2 separate regions of the Homo sapiens genome follow, and region 1 is linked to region 2. A link is an interaction called in ENCODE POLR2A ChIA-PET data of the cell type or tissue named here. Cell type or tissue: MCF 10A. All regions are shown on one strand. Links, peaks and the distances in the headings refer to the core of each region. The heading gives the core; the rest is flanking DNA.

What was found. ChIA-PET counts read pairs that join two places held together with the same protein. Peaks named below come from ENCODE experiments on the same cell type or tissue, not always from the same donor. Only the 100,000 strongest peaks of a DNase experiment are listed, where the experiment ranks them.
Region 1: POLR2A ChIA-PET joins it to region 2 with 5 read pairs; 5 of 35 experiments call an interaction of 5 or more read pairs at or near these places.

Annotation. Positions count from the first base shown.
Region 1 is chr1:228,721,654-228,724,467 of GRCh38, forward strand. It overlaps a transcript of RHOU not described here. Among named protein-coding and RNA genes, the nearest start is that of RHOU, 12 kb to the right of the region's middle. In MCF 10A, for the core only: no CTCF peak of the experiment used is centred there; no DNase peak of the experiment used is centred there.
Region 2 is chr1:228,829,712-228,832,525 of GRCh38, forward strand. No RefSeq gene overlaps it. Among named protein-coding and RNA genes, the nearest start is that of RHOU, 96 kb to the left of the region's middle. RefSeq lists a silencer at 1,486-1,535. In MCF 10A, for the core only: no CTCF peak of the experiment used is centred there; a DNase peak (open chromatin) is centred at 1,610.

The DNA.
Region 1 (2,814 bases), core at 249-2,748, 110 kb before region 2:
TTTGGTTTTGTTTTGTTTTGTCTTGAGACGGAGTTTCGCTCTGGTTGCCCAAGCTGGAGGGCAATGGCGGGATCTCGGCTCACTGCAACCTCCGCCACCCGGGTTCAAGAGATTCTCCTCCCTCAGCCTCCTAAGTAGCTGGGATTACAGGCATGCACTAATTTTGTATTTTGTATTTTTAGTAGAGATGGGGCTTCACCATGTTGGCCAGGCTGGCCTCGAACCCTGACCTCAGGTGATCCACCTGCCTCAGCCTCCCAAATTGCTGGGATTACAGGCGTGAGCCACCACACCCGGCCTTTGTTTTCCACCGTAGTTGCGACTTCTTTCACTGAAATCCAACCCAGCACCAGAAACTAACGAAACAATTCTTTGGCAAATAGGCAGAGCCTGGTGCCCTTACAATAGGGTGGCTACAGTGCCATGTCAGATTTTTTACTGGCCACACTGTAAACAAAGGAAACAAGAATTGTTTCAAGTTCAGATGGGGTACATGGCTAACTGTGGTAAGGTGCTAGGTACCTGTATAGATAAGCTCTTATTCCTATAGGCAGAGTTTTTGGCAGATAGCTTTTCTATTTCTTCCTTCCCAGTGTCTGATATTTGGCTTTACTTAATACTTTCTAGCTCTTAAAATGTCTGTTCTTTTCCTTTAACAAGGGAGTCCTCAGAGCTCAGTCTTTGGGCCTCTTCTTTCCTTGGTCTTCACCCCCTCCCAGGCCCTCTCATCCTTCGTTGCTGATGAAACTCTGAACTTACACCTCTCACCAGCACCTCCCTTGGAACTCCAGAGTTGTACGTTCAATTGCCGGCCCAATATTTCCTCTTGGACATCTCCCAGGCAACTCAAACTTCGTATGTACAAACTGAATTCCTAATCTTTCTCCCCAAACCTGCCATTTGCTGGAATCTTCCTTTTCTCAGTCAATGATAAGTTCGGTTTGTCAGACCATCCATGGAGTTATCCTGACCTCCTTTTTTTTTTTTTGAGATGGAGTCTCGCTCTATCAGCAGGCCGGAGTGCAGTGGCGCGATCTCAGCTCACTGCAACCTCTGCCTCCCAGGTTCAAGCGATTCTCCTGCCTCAGCCTACCCAGTAGCTGAGACTACAGGCATGTGCCACCAAGCCTGGCTAATTTTTCTATTTTTGGTAGAGACGGGGTTTCACCACGTTGGCCAGGATGGTCTCGATCTCCTGACTTCGTGATCTGCCCGCCTCGGCCTCCCAAAGTGCTGGGATTACAGGCATGAGCCACCATTCCCGGCCCCGGCCTTCTCTTATACATGTAAACTCAAGACCCAATGCTCCAGGTAGATCATGCTGCGTCTACCTTAAAGGCATATTCAAAACCCAACCTCTTTGCACCACCGCCTCTGCTACTCCTGGTCCCAGCCCCTCTCCCCATTCCCCTCTCCCTAGTTATCTCTTTCTATCTGGCAGCCTGAGTTAGATGATGCTACTACTCAGCTCTATTTGATACCACTCCGATGAGTGGAGGAACACCAGTGTTCTTGGTCCTCATGCCAGTTTCGATAAAATGACATGAACACTCTTGGAGTGGTTTTAAGGAGTGGAGGGTTTAATAGGCAAGAAAGAAGGAAGACAGAAGGAAGAAGTACAGAGACAGAGGGAGGGGGCTCCAAAGCCAGGAGAGGAGACCCCAAGTGGGGTGGAAACCAGCCAGGTATATACAGAGGCTGGAGGAAGCAGTGTCTGATTTGCATAGGGCTCAGGGTTGGTTTGACCCGGCATGTCATTCACGCAGCCCCTGAAGAAACTAGCCCTCCTCCCCTAGTCTTTTAATATGCAAATGCAGGGCACCATGATGTTCTACACACGTGAGGATATGTGGGGGTGGCCATGTTGCCAGGCACATGTGGGGCAAGGGCAAGGAGGCTGTGGGAATTGCCATGTTTGGGTGGACCCAGTTTCTAATGGCCTGCATTTGCATATCAAAGGTTGCCGTCAGGCTCTAAGAGCTAAGAGCCGGGGCTTTACGAGTGGGGCCTTTACAAAAAAGGTCTTTGGAGCTGCCGTAAAAGAAATGAAAACTTTTCCTTTCTGCCTGAAATAATTTCTTAATAACTCCTACCACATATTCCAATGGCTCCCAGGCTTCTGCAGAATTTACACCATCTTTACGTTGACCTACATGTATTTTTGCCTTTTTTCCTTTCTTCTATGGCCTCACCTCCTGCCTTAGGTTCACTAGGCTCCTTGCTGCTTCTCCAACACGGAGACAGTCAATTGCTGTTTTTGCCCTTGATGGTCCATTTGCCTGGAACGCTGTTTCTTAGACATCCACGGGACTTGCTCTCTTACATCTTTCAAAGTCTTTGCTCAAATATGGCCTGCATGAGGCCTTCCATGTGCACCTTCCTGCCTGTTTTTTTTCGTCTCTGTGACAGTCATCCTGGAACATGTTACATCATTTATTTATTTTGAGTGTTGCACTGAAACATCAGCTTCGTGGAGTGTCTGTGTGCTCACTGACGTATCCCCAACTACTCTCGGCCTCACATGTAGTGGGTGCTTAATAAATATTTGCTGAATGAGCAAATCAATGCAAATCCTGCTACACAATCTATCTTATTTAGTTGGAAAAGTCCTACTGTCTGAGAAGAAAGGGTAAACCCATAGTGGCTTGAAAAATTTCTTGTGTTCCCCCCCAGATTTATTCAGGTATAACTGATAAATAAAAAATCCTATCTATTTATAATGTACAATGCAATGGCTTGATATATGTTTACAAATGACATGATTACCACAATCATTATTGTCAAGCTAATTAACATACTCATCACCTCACATAC
Region 2 (2,814 bases), core at 232-2,731:
TGTCGCAGAAACTAATGAGAACTCACTCGCCTTGAAGGGAGGGCATTAATCTATTCCCGAGGGATCCGCCCCCATGACCCAAACACCTCCCATTAGGCCCCACCTCCAACATTGGGGATCAAATTTCAACATGAGATTTGGAGGGGACAAATACCCAAACCATAGCAATGGGATAGATAAATTTCCTTGACATTGATCCCCTTCTAAACTCCAAACTGTGCTTTAAAAACAGTATTTTTAGTTTTAAGGGATGTTGATAAATCAAGGCATCCAGAAGAGGTAAACAAAATGGTCACAGAAAGTGAAGCCAGGCTGGAGAAAAGAAGACTCTGGAGAAAATCAAACCCTACAAGGAGCCCTCATGCAGTGCACAGAATAAATTCACTATTTGGTAGCTTCAGAAGGTGGAATAAGGGTGGGATGAAAGACATTTCAGGGAGTCCAAAGTGAAACGCTTCAGTTAGCGTTGGAGAAGAGAGAACTGGAGTTGGAGGGAGGCAAGGTGCTGAAGTGAGTTGCCAACACCAATTCCTCTGGACTGTGTCCCTGAGGTGATGATGCAGGGCCTGTGGGAAGTGGGCCAGGGGCCTGTCATTCTGGTTCTGTGGGTCTTGACCAACCAGCCCCTAGAGTGCTGGGGCTCAGAACACCTCACCTGGCTGTTTGTGCCTTGCCCAGTAGGTTGCAGGCGGGCAGCCTGCTGGGCTCTTTGCCGAGTTGAGTGGTTTGTCTCCATCTGGCTGCTGTGAAATCACATGGGCCTGTTGGCTGCGATTGTTTGCGGGCTGCCTCCCTGGATGGTGGGGTTCTGTGCTCTGGCTCCTGGGCTCTGACTGCTTTCCAGGGAGCACTGTTTCGCATGGGGTACTCAGGAAACTTCCCAATCAGATGGAAAGAATAAACACAGACTTCAGCTGACTAGCTCTGCACTTTCTTCGGGGTTCTGAGAAACCAAAGGCAAACACACGTGGTGTGCAGTGGTGTGCCCTGTAGGGGAAGCCTGTGAGTGGCGCGCACAGCGCAGGTTCCCTCTGCGGGGTGCAGGAGCAGAGGACTGGTGCTGGTGGGCCTTTCTCTGCGTGTCCAGAACTGTCGGCTTGTGCACGCTAGGCCTGGCAATATGTGTGTGCATGAGTGTGGGCATGCATCTGTGTGTGTGCACATCAACACACAGGTTGTGCTTTTAGTATGACATTCTGTGTTTTCATCTAAGTGCTTGAGGGCCCCTGACTTGCCATGGTTTTCCAAATAAAGAAACTTAAATAAACACAGTGGGGCCCCAGAGGCTGGGATGGGACCATGCTTCTGTAGAATTTCCATGTGCCCTGAGCTATGCTGTTACTCTAATTACTCCTCATTTTAATTCCATTTTGAGGCTTATCAGCCCTATGCTCTTCTACTTTGGGACTGGGCCAAGGAGGCAGGGGGTAAACTGAGTCCAGGCGATCCCGGAGCCTCCAGGGCCAGCCCTGGGAGCTCGCAGGCCTTTGCTGGGGCAGCAGGAACTCTGCTTTGCCTATGACATCCTGTGCTTTGGTCTGGGAGATTTCTGTATGAGTCATTTTCAGCTCAGAACACCCTAGCTGTGGTTAATTACCTGAGGTTTTACTGGACTCCTTCTCCAAGCGTTCATTGTTGTCCGGGCCGCCTCATCATGCCCCCACACGTGTCCTCCTCTGGGGAGGTTTGGAAAAGAGCCTTTAGCCCAAGTTACTGTGACCTTTGGTACCTGTAGGACACATTTTTATCCCTCTTCCTGATTCTAATCTTACTGAGCCACCAAAACCTTTTTGTTTGTTTTAATAAACTTCTAATTTTAGAATAGTTTTAGATTTACAGAAAAGTTACAAAGTCTCCATGTACCTCCTTACAGTTAACCCTATTAACATCCTTCATCAGTAGAGTACTAATGAGCCCAGATTGATACATTATTATTAACTAAAGTCTATTTTCAGATTCCCTTAGTTTTTACCTCGGGTCCTTACCATGTTCCAGTCTTCATCTAGAATACCTCGCTATGTGGAGTTGTCGCATCTCCTGGGCTCCTTTAGCTATAACTGTGACCAGAAAGATCCCTCTCATCCTCCTTGTCTCCCTCTACCTTTCTTTTATGATTGTGGTAAAAAAAAAAAAAAAAAAAACACATAAAATCAAGATCCATTTTTAAGGTCTGTTGCTGAAATGGCCAAAATGGCCCCAAAAAAAATATTGCCAGTTGCTGTGAGGTTTCATGAGCAACTGAGGGTATTTGAACCCTTCTTTCTAGAGCAAGAACTCTGACCGCCATCGCTTTTGTGTACCCAGCGTTATTTAGAACTGAAATCTGCCCCAGAGCCGGAGGAAAGGAGGCACAAACCATCTCAGCCGTGCAATGTTCCTCTGTTGAAAATGTCTCTCCATTTTTTTGTGCTAATCCAAATGTGTATTTCATTTAACGTTCAATTTGATCAACCTGTTAGAGAGGGACTGTGGCACCCAGAATTCTTCCTTCTAGTCTTGATTCCTACAAAAGTGTACAAGAATAGTTTGTACTGCACCATCTTGTGCAGCTCAGTGGCTTGAATCAGGTTGGCTTTTCAATCAAATTGTAAGGTCCTAGACACCAAGGACCTGCTTTCTAATTTCTTTTATACTCTTTGCAATAGTTTTTTGTTTTATAGATAGGGCAGATAGGGAGCAAAGATAGAGTGACTTGGCTGCCCAGAAGATGTACTGAAGTCAAACACGAGGATGATGAGTAACACGCACCTGCAGTTCACCAGGCCTGAAGCTGGGGGAAGCGAAGAGGTACTGGGGTTCCCGGGCAAAATTTAA